4 separate regions of the Homo sapiens genome follow, and all the other regions are linked to region 1. The links are chromatin contacts, found by Hi-C or POLR2A ChIA-PET in ENCODE. All regions are on one chromosome and are shown on one strand. Each heading gives the region's core, a stretch centred on a gene start or an enhancer-like site at or near the end of the contact. The rest is flanking DNA. Distances are from core to core; before and after follow the strand shown.

Region 1 (3,642 bases), core at 404-2,903:
ACCTCTGAAGCAATCAAATAAAATCTATTTTCTTATTTCCTTCAAAACGCCAAAAAATGAATCATTACAAATATAATATTTGGGTTTGTCATAGCATAGAGGTTACTGAATAAGAAAATATTTTTGATAATTCTACAAAGATTTTTGTTCTCCCAAACCTACCAAGATTAAAGCAATAAAGTATCAATGGATTTCAGGATTTAAAAAAGGAACTTTAAGCCTTGAGAAATACACATTTCTATTTCAAATCTCCCTACAAATGAAATTCCTGAGGCACACAAAAAAATAATTTCCTTTCTACGCTTCCTTCAATGATTTGCTGAGTTGTTGATCATCCTTCAAAACATCATGTCTCAGTGAAACTTAAATCTTCCATAATAAGAGTACTGTCGAAATACATCTTCAACAATGAAGTTCTACTTTAATGAAATCTACCGATTGCAGAGCTAATTACAGTATTTGTTCACCTGAGATGGTATTGGCTGAGCCATTTGTAATCTCACCCAAGATTCTGGTGTGCTGGAACCCATCTATAAGACGGAAAATAGTAAAAACAGCTTACAGGGCACATGCCAATTTGCATTCTGAGGACCTGAATGAAACTGTCTCATTCCCTAGAAAGCATTCAAAGGTTTACAAGTACTAATGAGAATTTTTTTTTACACATTGTTATTTTGGTTTTCTACTCTCATTTTAGGAAACAAATAGTAGTACATGAATCTAATCTCATCACTCCCTCCAACTTTCACGAGTTAATCACTTTTTTTCTTGAATCTCTTGACTCTACAGGCCCTCGTCTCTTTCCTCAAAGTGTAAAAAGCCGTGGTTTCGTGCCTTGTTGAGTGATCTTAGGAGGTAAAAACAAATAAGAAAGGAGGCGGGCCGGGGTTTGGGGTCAACGTGGGGGGCAGATGAGAGACCACAGGAATGGAGTCCTGGACAGCGTGGGGCGGGAGGGGACGGAGGAAGAGGAAGGCACCCGCCATGCGGCTGGGGTCGGGCAGCGTTGAGGAGGCGAGCGGGGAGCGGGGCGGTGTAGGGCGGGGGGCGCGGGGCCGAGCGGGAAGCGGTGCGGGGCGGGCTGGGGGGCGGACGCACGGAGCGGGCAGCGGGGTGGGGAGTGGAAGTTTGCAGAGGGGAGGCTGCCTTCTCCCAGTCCAACTCACCGAAGAGGCTGCCGCTAAACCCGTCCCACACGCAGCCCACGGTGTCCCACACCCAGCCGTTCCTCAGGCAGGACACGAAGGTAAAGGTGACCCCGAAGAGGGACACCAGCAGGTCGCTGAGGCTGATGTTGACCAGGAGGAGGTGAGTGGGAGTGCGGAGCCGCTGGAACTTGTAGTAGAGGACGAGCACCAGCAGGTTGTTGCCGACGCCCAGCAGCCCAATGGAGCCCAGCAGCAGCGCCAGGCGCTCGTAGGTGCCGGGGCTGAAGAGGGGCGCGGGGCTCAGTGTCCCCGCCGGCGCCGGCCCCTCAGCGCCCGCGGCCCCGCCGCCGTCCCAGTAGCCGTGGCCGCCGCTGCGGTTCCCCGAGTACATGGCCCGGCGCCGGCGCGCCTGGCGGGCGGAGGCGCTCAGCTTGCGGCGGGGCTCGCGGCGCGCTCCGCACTGGGTGGGGTTGGGGCTCCGCCGCCTGCTCTAGCCATTGTGCACTGAGGGGCCCGCGCTACCGCGCGCCGGGCCCGCCCTCTTCCCGCCCCTTCCGCCCGGCGCACCCCCCGTGGCCCCGCCCCTCCCCGCGGCCTGTCCTCGTCGCTCCGCTGCTCCCGGCGCGTCCTCTTAGCCCCGCCCCCCCGCGGGCGCGTCCTCGCGGCTAGCTCGCCCCGCCCCCACTGGCTGGGCACCTTCCGCTGGTCGGCGTGGACGCGCGTCGCGGGATAGCCTGGGGGCCAGGGCCGCAGGGTAGCCTCGATGGCTCTTCACACCCCCACCTCCCTGCACCCACCTTGAAAGCTTCGTGTCCACTCACCCATTCATGCACTCACTTATACATTCATTTATTCCTAAGTATTTATGAGCGCCTGCGCCCACCACGTGCTGGCAAGAATTGGGTTTCTCCCCTTCCTGGGAAGCTGTAATAACCCACAACCAGCCTACGAAGCCCATCCCGCGTCATACACTCAATGTAAACAAAAGCAAAGAAAACATTGAAGAGCTCGGGGTAGTCTTACCGGAAAACTGAGAAGAAAAACAACAAATTGATAGACAGGTGCCTGCCTAACTACCTGACTGCTAGAGGACACATGTCCCAGGGCTGATACAAGAGCCTGCCACCCTTGGAGAGTCTGGGATGAAAACTCTCTGAAAATGGCATTCCAATGGAACTGACTTTAAGCCCTGGGCTGGACCCCAAGGCCTTCCAATACCGTCCTTCCTGTGCTTGAAAGCGTGGGTAGATCTTTCCGGTCACTGAGGCCTGCTAAAGTCCTTCACAGGCAGTGAAAGATTCAACCTAAATCTAGCAGGTATAGGAGGCAGGTGCTATATTTAGAACAGCACACATTTCCCATTGGGCCTCTTCTCCTGTAGTGATGAGAATATAGTACAAGTCAAATATAGGTTGTGAACGTCATCACACTCTGCAAGAGCTGCTTCTGCCTTTGTGGTTGCACAATCCCTAAGGAGGCCCTACAAGAAGATCACAGTCCCCAGCCACACCTGCAGCCTGTCCTGGACACTGGTGACGAACACAGGGTTTGTGCAAGCTAAAGAAACTGCTCTCCATACGGGCGTGCCTCACCTCTGTTTGAAAGATCAGTAGGGAATGACTAGCTTGGATCAATCCACATTCTGAATTCCCTGGAGAGAGGATCTAATAGGCTGGCAGCAGCTCTCCACCCTGGTGCACTGAGCAATAGCTAAGGGGCAGTGTGCTCTGCCTTTGACACCTTGATTTTCCTTCAAGGCTTCTGCTCTGGACTCGCCATCTGTGAGACTTCCTACCCACCCACCCCTTAAAAAACACACACACACTTTTAATTGTTAATTTTAGATTTGTACAACCACTGAACAAAACATAACTATTTAACAAGTTCTATATGTTTAATGTCGAAAGTGTTTTCTGTGTCTAGTCTACAGTAAGTTCTCAATAAATAGTAATTTGAATGAATGAATAAAGAACTCGCTATATTTTTTCCTATTCATTCTTCATTGCTGAGTCATTGCCCTTATAAAGCTCACATTCCAGTCGTGTTGGGAGAACAAACAAAAATTAGATAAATACGTAGGGTGTCAGCCACTGACAAATGCCATGAAGAAATAGGGGTCAGGCGTGGTGGCTCATTCCTGTAACCCCAGCACTTTGGGAGGCCGAGGCAGTAGGATTTCTTAAGCCCAGGAGTTCAAGACCAGCCTGGGCAACAAAGTGAGAACTGCCCCCTAACTCTTCAAAAAATAGAAAATTAGCCAGGCAAGATGGTACATGTCTGTGGTCCCAGCTACTCAGGAGGTTGAGCCAGGAGCTATGGGAGATGGGGCAAGGAGTTTGTAAGAGTTAAAGAAAGAGGAAAGAAACACTAATAGCAGCTCAACAGTCAGACAGTGTTATTTGGAAGAATAAACCTAAGAGGGGCTTCTGGCCGATTTCGGTCAGGAGCACTCTCTTACAGACTAAGAGTATTTAAGGATTTTAGAGTGAGAGAG
Region 2 (3,642 bases), core at 438-2,937, 3.3 Mb after region 1:
TTTAGGATTTCCTGAGAGATTATAGAAACAATAAAAGCATTAAAACTGTTAAGTCATTAAATACGAGTACCTTGTATTTTGAAGGCTCTTAAAATTTAGTTTATAAATTGCTTTTACATAACATATGCACTGAAATACCACTTAAGATTAGTTTTGAAAATAGGTGTTCGTTTCAACCACATCATTAGGTATTTTATTCAAAGCTCTTTATAAAAAGAGCTTTACTATGTTCCAGTATAGTAAACTTATCCAGAAAATAAGACAAAAATTTAACTTCATGCTATAGCTGCAAAGTTTTCGGAAAGCGGGATTTAAAACTTCCATTGTAACTTTAACTAGCGGTCATGTCAAATTTCACAACTAAGAACATTTTAACGCATGTAATACTGAGCACAACATGGGCACGTTTTTGTTGCTATGAGAACCTTCTATTTTGTATTAGACATTGCAGCCTTGACGACGCAATGTTTGTGCTATTTTGCGCATGTTTTCCTGCAGCTATTCCTCTCCTCTAGCAATAGTCGAATGGCTCTGGTTTCCTCTTGCGCCCGGCCCAGTTTTTCCGTTTTAGCTTCGGTTGTCATAGGCTGTGCTGTCGCTTTCTCTGGGAAAGGACGGTGAAGACTGGACGGGAGAAACCGGGAGGGCAGGCGCGGCCGTTCTGCAGCAGCCGGGCCGCTTCCCGGCGGGAGGCGGGCTGCGAATGGGAAGCGGGAGGAGGAGGCCGGGCCGCGGGCTGGTTCTATCACCCCCTTGGGAGCCCAGCTCTTCACCTAGCTCTCCGGCGCTTTTCAAAATCTGCAGTTAACAACAAAAATCGAGCAACGCCACGTCGCACAAACAGGACAGGAGGGGGCGAGGGGTGTGTGCGCGCGCGTGCTGTCCCCAAATGGATGAGAAATAAGGGAAAGGAGGGGTTGGGGACCGTGTGATGAAGCAACATGCTAGGCCCGGGACAAGTCCGGCTCCGGCCTCGGGTCTGGAGGGACAAGGCCGGGGGCCGGGTGGCAGACGGGGCCTCTGGTCTTCCCCCAGCGCGAGGGTCGTGGCGCGAAACGGGGACAGGGCGCGCGCTCGGAGCCTCCTCCCCGCCCCGCCCCGCCCAAGGGTCTTCCTCCCCCGGGATTCAGAGCGGCCCCTCCTCCAGGCCAGGCTCGCCGCGGGGCGCTGAGCAGGCCGGGACACCGCGGCCGAGGTTATCGTTAGGCATCTCCCAGGCGACCGGCTCCGCAGCAAGATGGCGGACGAGAAGGACAGGGAAGGTAAGGTAGGGGAGCCGGGGAGCCGCTGCCCTCGCCGCCCGCCGCGACCCCGGGCTGCACGGGGAAGCGCCGGGTGGGGTGGGCCCTCGTCCATCTGGAGTTCCCACCCGCAGGGAAAGGGCGGCCTGAGGAGGGGGCCACCCGGCAGCAGCAGTCGCCCTGCCCCCGTCCCCGTAGCCCGCCCGGCCCGCCGCTCCGCCCCGCCCCGCCCCGCCTCTCTCCCCCGCCCCGCCCCGCCTCTCTCCCCTCTTCCCTCCCTCTTCTCTCTCCCCTCCTCCCGCCTTCTTCTTTCTCCTCCCGCCCTCTTCACCCTCTTCCCCTCCTCCCGCCCCGTCCTCCTTCCCCCTCCCTCGGAGGCCGGGCCTTGCATCCTGCGCGGGCTGCGCCGGAGGCGCCGGCAGGGGGTGCTGATAATGGCGTCGTTGTTCACGGTCGCGGGGAAGCCGCCGCCGCCTCCACACTCTCGCCTGGGGTCTCGGTGCCGCAGGCGCCACGCCCGTAGCTGTCCAGGCTGTGGGCCCCGGGGGGTGGCCTGGGTGAGGAGGAGTTCTGGCCGCCTGAATCTGACGGGATCCTCTGTTTGCGCCGAAACCCCGCGCTGGCGCAGCCTGATGGCGTTCGCGGCCACCATTTTGCCTCCTTAATGAGGACGCAGGAGGACGGTCTGGAGGTCACAGCCGCTGCCTCCGAGCTTCCCGGTCCTCCGAAATGCCTGCCCCGCCGCCGGCTAGCGCCGCGCAATTGGCCTAGTGTCTTGTCTTAAAAAAAAAAAAAGACACACACCCAAACAGCAATTTTAATAACGACGAAAAACCAAAACCTGGTTGAGATCTTGGAACCGCTGTGCGCCGGCCGGGCCTCTCCCAGGGGACCACCCAGCCCCGCGCGGTGGCCGCCTGCAGAGGCGGGACTGCGCTTCGAGGCTTAAGGTCGCCAGTTCGGAGGCATCGATGTGTTGTCTGTGCGGAGAAGCCAAAAAGTGATTACGTTTATTTGCAAGACCGTTCATGTTGTTTTCAGTTCATGGTATGATTAAAACCCGATCCTTTGTTACCATGCCCTTAGGTACTAAAAAATAATTGTGTTTGATAGTTGGCAGTCACCCAAAAATATCCAAAAAGCCATGAAACAGTAAAGGTAAACAAGTAGGAAGTGAAAATAATATTCGTCCTTTGTTTTCTTTCTGGAGTGCTCAAAACACCCTCTCAAACCATTTTTCTCAGCATAGAACCAAGTGTGGTCAGGTTAACAGCTAATATTTACAAGGGAAGAAACGAACCCTGAGATATTTAGTCACTTGTTCCGGTGATCACAGAAAATCGGCGAAGAAACACATGAAACTGCCAACGATCTCTCTATTGATAACAAGGATACCGTGATTTTTATGTAATATTAATCTGAGAAGCCAGGATTATTTTGTAGGTATTAGCTTTACGAAGATGCCCTTACATACAAAGAAAAGGATAATTTTAAAACTTTCCCAGAAAAATGGATGGCTTATTTTTGTTCTTTACCAAAAAAAAAAAAAAAAAAGCCATTAGGAGATAAACTAGCAAGGTAATTATGGATATTTATTTTCTTAAAAAAGACTTGGTTAGGTCAGCATGAGAAAAAACGCACTGGAGTATGGTACAAATACAGTATTTCTCGTTTTTTAAAAACTGAGAGCTTTCCTGATTTTTCAGCTTTTGAACAATTTTTTTCCATTTAAAGTAAATTCAGAGAAACAATTTTGTCGATAACTCATAGAAGTAATGACTGTTAAAAGCTGGATGCCATTCATTCAGAATACATATATTCAATGCCATTATGTAGATAAGGCATTCTACTTAGAACTTTGAAAGATACGAAAATGAAAGACATTGTCTTTGCTTCCAAGGAAGGTGAGATGAGTAAGGGAGATGAGAAATTTACAAATGGGAGGAAATAGTTAACTGGGCTGAGTAGTCTGGGTGCCAACCACTGTGCTAGGTGTGTATCCTTGTAGTCCGTGGACAGCAGCCTGGACATCACTGGCTGCCACCGACCTAATAATGAATCAGTCTTCATTTTAACATGTTTGTAGGTGATTTGTATGTACATTAACTTTCGAGAAGGCCGGGCGCGGTGGCTCACGCCTGCAATCCCAGCACTTTGGGAGGCTGAGGCGGGCGGATCACGAGGTCAAGAGATCGAGACCATCCTGGCCAACATGGTGAACCCCGTCTCTACTAAAAATACAAAAATTAGCTGGGCGTGGTGGCACGCCCTGTAGTCCCAGCTACTCAGGAGGCTGAGACAGGAGAATTGCTTGAACCGGGGAGGCGGAGGCTGCAGTGAGCCAAGATCACACCACTGCACTCCAGCCTGGCGACAGAGTAAGACTCCGTCTCAAAAAAAA
Region 3 (3,642 bases), core at 750-3,249, 3.2 Mb after region 1:
CTTTTCAAAGACAAATGAAATAGACCCCAACAATGTCTACTCTAGCAAATTTTCAAAGTCATAATAAAAATAAAATAGGATGACTCGGTGGTGTTTTAGCTGGTACTTTTCCAGTTTTCCTTTTACAACATAATCAACAATGACTTCAAAAGGATTTCCCCCTCCTTCATGGAATATTACTACCTTCAACACGGCCTTTCAGATCCGGAGTTCAAAGCATAGTTAGCATTATAATTTCAGCAGAGAATCCAGAATTGGCAGGATATCACCAGTAGGGTGACTTTTTTTCTTTTCCCTAGCAAACAGTAGAGCAGTATGTAGTTTCTCCCCCCGCCCAGACGGAGTTTCGCTCTTTCTCCCAGGCTGGAGTACAGTGGCACGATCTCGGCTCCCTGCAACCTCCGCCTTCCGTTTTCAAGCTATTCTCCTTCCTCAGGCTGCCGAGTAGCTGGGATTACAGGCGCCCCCCACCACGCCAGGCTAATTTTTGTATTTTTAGTAGAGGCGAGGTTTCACCAAGTTGACCAGGCTGGTCCCGAACTCCTGACCTCGTGATCCGCCCGCCTCAGCCCCCAAAGTGTTGGGATTACAGGCGTGAGCCTCCGCGCCCGGCACAGTATGTAGTTTCTAACTACAATTTCAAAAACAAAAACAAAAAAACCCCCCCCGCCCCCGCAAAAAAAAACCTCAAAAAAAAAAATGTGACACATAAATACACAACCTTAACTGTGTATTTTACTGGGATTGTAGAAAGGTATCAAATGGGCATGCAAGTAAGGTCCTTACGGAGTAAGAAAACGCCCAATGAACAGTACTTAATATGAATTCGACATCGTTAACACTGAGCGCTTGCTGTGTGCCAGCGCGCAGCATAATTCGAAGCAGCATGACTTTGCACAATGACATATTCTACAAGTCCAGTTTCCTAAGGAGTGCCCTTAGGTTACATATAACCTAAACGTGAAATGTAGAAGTACATAAAGGAGGCATAAAGTTAAAGGGGAAAAATTATAAATACTAGAAAAAATTGCATTGTATTATTTTGATGGCTGAAAAATGGGCTCGACCCTGCATGCACGCGTTCTCCATTGAGCTCGACAATATGCAGTATTTTGTTTCACGTTATGTCGCAGTCTTAGGGAGGAGTGAAACGTGGAACACGACTTCACATCAAAAATGCACGTTGCAGAGGCATTTTTCCTTCGGGGACGCCGGAAGACTTCGCCACACGCGCGCCCTCTCCGCGGACACCAACGTGCTGACGCATGTTCATTAGCGAGCTGCTCCCTCCATTTTGTCCCCAGTCTCCTTTAGGCGAACTGCGCGGTTCTATGTTAAAGCCACTTAGTAATGAAACTATAAAAGGGAGGAAGTGGGGTGGGCGTGGGAGCCCCGTTTGCGCAAGGCAGGCGCGGGGGACTAAATGGCTGCTGGTGCAGAGTGGGGCTGCCCCGGCACCAAGGGCTCGTCCCGTGGCCGGAAGGACAAAGGACACTTAGGGGACGAGGGCCGCCGAGCCAGCGCGGAGCGCCTTCCGGGTCGGTGGGCTGGGGCGGGCTGGGGGCTGGGGCCGGGCCGACCCCCGCGGTGGGGCCCACCCCGCAGGACAAAGCAGCGGCCCCGCCCCTCGGCGCGCGCCCGAGGCTCGTGCGTGTGAGCACGCGCGCCGGAGACGGTTAGAAATGGCGGTTGGGGCGGAGCAGGGGGCTGGCGCGGGAAGCGGGGCTGTCTGGCTCGGTTACGCCCCCACCTCGCCAGGAATCTAGGAGTCGGTTTGTTTTCCGAACCCATCTCCTTCCGCTCTCCCGCCCCTGCAGGCTGTGTGCCGAGCTTGGAAGAAAGTGTGACCCGTTCGACGGAACAAAGGACATGACAGCCCGGCCCCGTGCGGCCACTGCGGAGCGTTAGGAACATTCCCTAAAATGGCGGCCGGCGCGTCGGAACAGGGCGGGAGGCGGCGGCGCGTGGGGGCGGGACGGGGAGGGGCGCGGCCAGCCGGGCTTCTGCTTCCGCGACCCCGGCGGTGCAGGGCGGGTGGAGTCGCGGAGTAGTCCTCATGGCCGCCCCGCCGGAGCCCGGTGAGCCCGAGGAGAGGAAGGTAACCTGGGGGTCGGCGGGGCGCGCGCCGCGGGTGGGCGGTGGGTAAGGACGTTCTCCGCGGAGCTCCTAGGCCCGGAGCACGTGTCACTGGCTTCTCTGCCACCCATGGGCTTGAAACTATTTTAACTGTTCCTAGTCCTTATCCCAAGCCTCCAACATTTTAATCTAAGTGGCCGGGACAAAATTGACCAAAACTAGGGGGAGGAGGGGACCAGTAGTACTAATGACTTACTACAGGTCATTATGAAATAAGCTAACAATACTGAATCTTTGGCGAGAAAATTTTGCTGCTAAGGGCACTGCACTGTAATTTGTTAGTAAAGGCTAATAGTAGAGATTAAAGCTCCGTTGAGGACAGGTGCCTTGTCTTTAACACGTTGTATTCATCACATTTAACATAGGAGTAATTGCTGAGGGATGACTTGATTGTACTACGATGAGATGAAGGGTTAAGATTTCTTCCCCATCACCAGTAGCCTCCCTAGCTGGTGTCCCTGTCTCCATACTCTCCTGAATCCACCTTCCACTATTGTCCGCTGGCCCTTTCCAGCCTGTAAACTGGACAGTTTTCATTCCTCTGCCTAACATCCAGTCGTAGCAGCCCATCCTATCTCTTTAAGGATAAAACCCAAATTCTTGGTATAGTAAAGCTAAACCAAGCGCTCTCCCTGGAAGGGCTCCTGTGTTTCACCAAAGCTGACTTACGTACTTTCCCCATCTTCCCAGGCATCTTGTACGTCGTTACATTTATCATATTGGAAGGTAATAAATGATCTTGTTTTCCTCTTTTCCTGGGCTCCTTATTAAGAGCAGGGAACCTAATTTATATCCTCAGGGCAGAACAGGTATTCAGAAAAGAATAATGCAAGAGGAAAAAAGTTTAATATAAACTAGGGAGATCGTAACATTGGCTAATCACGAGCAAATATTTATAGAAGACCCACTGTGTGCTAAATGGCTCCTAATATATACTTAAGATATTCTCCCAGCTTGGAAATTCTGCTCACTTCTTGCTCTTGCTTGCTTCTCTGGTGGGCTTCCATCCAAATTTGGCCATGACATCAGATCATATGGTTAATATTAACAAATATTGTATAAATTGTTTTCATACTTAATATCCAACAGGTTGTCAGTTTACGTACTACTGGTGCCTTATCTGTTTTTACTGTCCCATACACTGCCCATCTGGAATAAGCTTAGTGTTTAAAAAAAAAAAAAGATCTTTGCATACACACAGTAAATCCTAGATTCAGTTTTGTGATAAACACTGGAATCCTGAATGGGACTTTTGGTAGGAGATAACTGCTGTTTTTAAAGGTCATAAAGGTGGTTTAATCCATTGGAAATTAAAAAAAAAAAACTTAAAAGAGGATCAACATTGACCTATTTAACTGGCCCATCAGTAAGTAGCAAAACAATACTGTAGTTGTTGAAATGAAGATAGTTATAAGCCTCAAACCGAGCACAGTCAGAGGTGGGAGGCCAAAAAAACAAAAATTGCTCATGAAACAGTAGTACCTATCAGAGCCCATCAAAAAGCTA
Region 4 (3,642 bases), core at 754-3,253, 3.0 Mb after region 1:
CAGCCTGCTCCTCCCCAAAATGTTTCACATCTTAGAAGTGCCAGGACTATCCACTCAGTTCCCCAAGTCAAAAATCTAGAAGTTATTCTCGAATCCTCTCTCCCTAACCAACTCAACATCTAACCCATTAGCAAGTTCCACAGACTTTACTCCAAAATATTTAAACTCTAATTATTTCGGTCTCCACCACTATCAGCCACAACGAAGCCACTTGCTGGCATGCACTTCTGGAACAGCATCCAATTGGTGGACTTGATTAACTTTTGCCACATAACCACCCCCAAAACTTTGTGACTTAAAACATTATTTCTCACATTCTGTGGGTTGGCTGGTCAGTTCGTCCGATCCATGTGGTTGTGGCCAGGGAAGGATAGTCCGGGAGAGCTTCACATGTTCGCAGTTGGTTGGTTGTCAGCTGGATGTGGGCCGTGACTTGACCACGTGTCCCTCATCATCCATCAGGCTAGCCCACACTCATTCCTAAAATGGTGGTCACAGGACTCCCAAGTTCAGCAAGAGGGCAAGCCCCAACTCACAAGTGTTTTTTAAGCCTCTGCTTGCACGATGTTAATGTCCCACGTCCACAGCAAGTCACAGTCCAGTGCAGTCAGTGGGGGTAGACACCACCAAAGAGTATAATTTGGGAGACTGGAAATAATTTGTGGCTATTTTCACAATCTGCCACACTCATCTCCCTATTTCCACCTCCTTTGCCTCTCTGAAATCCATTTTCCACACAGCAACCCAAGTAATCATTTTTAAACACACGCACACTCATTTCACTCCCTGGTCCAAACTTATGGCTTCGTTTAAAATACAACCCCTGTTATGAATTTTAAAATCCTTCCGGGATCTGGCCTCTGCCTACCTGCCCAGCTCATCTAGTACCGTCGACTCCTTGCCTACTGTGTCCCAGCAAGAGTGATCTTTTGTTTCCTTGAATACAGAAAACTCCTTCATGCTTCAGATCTTTGCATTTGTTCCCTTTGACTGAAATACTCCTCCCCCTCATATCTGCGGGGCTGGCTTTGTCATTCACATTTCAGCTTAAAACTCATTACAGCGATCTTCCCCGTGCAGCCAATTTAAGAATGACTTCACCTTACTTAAATTTTCTGCAAAGCACATACCAGTGATATTTTGTATGTCCCTGTTCCTGTTTATCACGGCATTCCCGAGGGCCTACAACACTGCCTGGCACATAGGAAGCACATAACAAACATTTGTTGAATTAATGCAGAGCTGCATACTACGTCCCAGGATTGTGCTAAGCTACGGTTACTGTACCCTTCCCATCTCAGCAGGATAGTTTCACAAAATGTAAATTCCACATTGAGGATTAATTGGATGCACGTTACACCTCATCCCACACCAGTAACTCGTCTTCCTCTATTTCCCCACCACTCCCCTTGCCAAATAAAAGGTGAGGAAGCATTTGGAAAACTTAGGGTCATCACTCTGGTCTTTTGCCACATTTCGCTGGCTTCATCGAGCTCAACGCAACATGAACTACTAACAGCAGCAGCACCTGAGATGAGAGGGTGAATGAAGGTAGGAGATTTCACCGCCCGCGGGCGGCAAGGGATCTGCCGCAGCTCTAAAGCACTGCATGCTGGGAGTTGTAGTCTCCCGGGGAGGCCTGGTCTGGTAGGACCGGGGCCCCCGCGGCATGCAGGGAGTTGTAGTCGAAGGGCTGTTGAGACTCCGCCTCTGCACTTATAGTAGCAAGGGGGAATCCTCACTGCATGCTGGGAACTGTAGTCTTCCTGGGTCCCCGTTCCTCCAGGACGCGGAGGCGCCGGAGTTGCCGCCATTTTAGGTCCCGAGGTGCGCCGGCCGAGAACCAGAGCGCAGGCGGGCTCAGTCCTGGCGCCGGGCCGGCCCCGCCCCCGGGGCGCCTGGCGCCCGCCCCTTGCTCAAGCCCCGCCTTTCCCCACGTGTCTGCCGCCTAGGGGAGGTGCCTCATCCGGAGCGGGCCGCCAACGGTCCGGCCCCGTCCGCACAGACGCTCCTGTCGGCGGCGCCCGGGAGCGGCTCGGCTGCCCGATGCTTCCGCCCCGGCTGCCGCGGGCCGGGCTGTACGCTTAGTGCCCGGCTCAGGCCCCCTGAAGCGCCCGCGGGGGTGAGAGCGGCCTCCGGCCCCGCGGAGACGGAGCGGCTTGAGGACGAGGCGGCGGCCGCGGGGAGGAGGATGGGGGCTAACCAGTTAGTGGTGCTCAACGTGTACGACATGGTGAGTGCGGCCCCTGGCGGCCCCGAGCCCTGGCCCAGGCCGGCTTCCTCTCGCCCGTGGGGCTCGGACCCCGGCCCCAGGCGCTTCCTGCCTGGCGTCTCCGCCTCCAGCCTAGTTCTCGGGGGAAGCCGGGGGTGAAGGAGGGAGTATTGTTATTTTTTAATCCTCGCACTCGTCGACGCTCCGGTGAACCCAGTCAGCCCGAGGGTTTTGGCCAAAGCTCGGGTGGGCTTGAACCTCTCCCATCCGCTCAGCTTGGACCCGACCCCGGCTCTGGGCCCGACCCCTTGGCCGACGTGCAGTGTCCTTTCGGCAAAGCTTCCGTTGCGTTTCCAACCCCACTTGCCGGCCCCCGGGGCTGCCCCGGGACCCCCGTCCCGACCGCCTGCGCTCCCAGCTCCTCTGCTTCTGCCGAACTGTCCGTCTCTCTCCATGGCTACGTCTTCAGAAACTCCCAAGCCCCTCTAAGTCCAGAAGGTCACAGCTTTCGGGTGCCTGTGCTAGAATCTCTTCAAAGGTGAACAGGAGCCAACACACCCTTTCCTTGTGTGTTAAAGGCAACCTCGTTAAAATATGAATGAGGCTAACATTTCTCAAGAAAATAGCCCAGCTGAATTATTTAGAGATCCTGGTGGTGCTCCTTTCCTACACTCTGAAGACCACTTTCCAGGTGATGCAACAGGTGACGTGACCACGGGAGAGGGAAGGGAAGAAGTTGTTTATTGTATCATCTAACTTTGGAGTATGGCAAGCACGCAGAATCGAGTCCAAGAACTGGTTTGCCTGATTTTTGCAGTGAAATGCCCCCAGAAAAAAGCACCCGGTAGAGAATTGTCGTTGCAGTTAGATGCATGTTTGGGTGTGTTTGCTTGCTTTGTTCTGTAGAATGGGTTTTTGTTCTGTAGACTGGATTAGTACCTCTGACTGCAGTGCTTAAAATTCCTTGTAAGTTGACTGACAAATGAAAAATTGCCCGTCGTTATTTTTGTTGGCTTAAAGATGCAGGAGAGCAGAAATACTACAGGCCAAGAGTCTTATACAGTTCTAAACTTTGTATTCCCTTGTATTATTTATAAGTTTCTAAATTTACAGTGTTATTATATCTTGGGTAGAGTGGGATTTCTCATGCCATATCTGGGAATTGTGTCAGAAGGGTGTAGGAACTGCCTGCCACTTGAGATGAGTCCTCTGTTGAATTCTGATGTGAGCCTGGAGATGAAAGGAGATGAGTTAACATGCTGAGAAAAGTGGAACAGGACAGAAAAAGTTGAAGAGGAGAATAAGCCAAACAAAAGATCCTAGAAAACCATGGCACTTTGTAAGTTCTGTGGCCTGTGTCACTGGTTGAGAAATAATTCTCTGGATTTAAACTTTTTGTGTTCAGCTGAACACCTTTATCTTTCAAGACT

What was found. Hi-C counts contacts between places; a loop is a spot of excess contacts on that map. ChIA-PET counts read pairs that join two places held with the same protein, here RNA polymerase II (POLR2A). Pooled maps may share reads with other maps.
Region 2: a loop to region 1 is called in a map of naive thymus-derived CD4-positive, alpha-beta T cell, with 26 times the contacts of the local background. The contact joins the promoter of EFCAB2-AS1 here to the promoter of OPN3 in region 1. A Hi-C loop is called at or near these places in 1 of 168 maps with a recorded cell type or tissue (naive thymus-derived CD4-positive, alpha-beta T cell) and 10 of 50 pooled maps. POLR2A ChIA-PET finds 5 or more read pairs at or near these places in 1 of 52 experiments (T-cell).
Region 3: a map of naive thymus-derived CD4-positive, alpha-beta T cell shows a loop between it and region 1 (9-fold over the local background). The contact joins the promoter of COX20 here to the promoter of OPN3 in region 1. A Hi-C loop is called at or near these places in 3 of 168 maps with a recorded cell type or tissue (CD4-positive, alpha-beta memory T cell and naive thymus-derived CD4-positive, alpha-beta T cell), 1 of 37 single-sample maps with no recorded cell type and 14 of 50 pooled maps. POLR2A ChIA-PET finds 5 or more read pairs at or near these places in 1 of 52 experiments (GM10248).
Region 4: a loop to region 1 is called in a map of CD4-positive, alpha-beta T cell, with 9 times the contacts of the local background. The contact joins the promoter of DESI2 here to the promoter of OPN3 in region 1. A Hi-C loop is called at or near these places in 6 of 168 maps with a recorded cell type or tissue (CD4-positive, alpha-beta T cell, CD4-positive, alpha-beta memory T cell, CD8-positive, alpha-beta T cell and 2 more), 2 of 37 single-sample maps with no recorded cell type and 17 of 50 pooled maps.

What each region holds. Positions count from the first base shown.
Region 1 is chr1:241,638,716-241,642,357 of GRCh38, forward strand. OPN3 (opsin 3) reads right to left here and starts at 1,654. Exons shown (of 4, transcript NM_014322.3): 1 at 1,167-1,654. The coding sequence starts at 1,539. It overlaps CHML (CHM like Rab escort protein), which reads right to left and starts at 1,654. Exons shown (of 2, transcript NM_001381853.1): 1 at 1,167-1,654. RefSeq lists enhancers at 781-1,351, 1,352-1,921 and silencers at 1,024-1,073, 1,404-1,983.
Region 2 is chr1:244,969,182-244,972,823 of GRCh38, forward strand. It overlaps EFCAB2-AS1 (EFCAB2 antisense RNA 1), which reads right to left and starts at 1,688. Exons shown (of 2, transcript NR_111907.1): 1 at 1,631-1,688; 2 at 1-798. It overlaps DRC8 (dynein regulatory complex subunit 8), which reads left to right and starts at 501. Exons shown (of 8, transcript NM_032328.4): 1 at 501-862; 2 at 1,148-1,262. The coding sequence starts at 1,238. It overlaps LOC124900416, which reads right to left and starts at 1,389. Exons shown (of 4, transcript XM_054328428.1): 1 at 1,145-1,389; 2 at 1,074-1,143; 3 at 1-1,071. The coding sequence starts at 1,356. The coding sequence ends at 805. RefSeq lists silencers at 564-703, 974-1,153, 1,164-1,523, 1,534-1,623 and an enhancer at 1,794-2,163.
Region 3 is chr1:244,833,659-244,837,300 of GRCh38, forward strand. It overlaps COX20 (cytochrome c oxidase assembly factor COX20), which reads left to right and starts at 2,000. Exons shown (of 4, transcript NM_198076.6): 1 at 2,000-2,098. The coding sequence starts at 2,057. RefSeq lists enhancers at 1-670, 1,174-1,233, 1,774-1,893 and silencers at 1,394-1,733, 1,974-2,023, 2,064-2,353.
Region 4 is chr1:244,651,123-244,654,764 of GRCh38, forward strand. It overlaps DESI2 (desumoylating isopeptidase 2), which reads left to right and starts at 2,004. Exons shown (of 5, transcript NM_016076.5): 1 at 2,004-2,233. The coding sequence starts at 2,192. RefSeq lists enhancers at 675-1,248, 1,508-1,667 and a silencer at 1,748-2,517.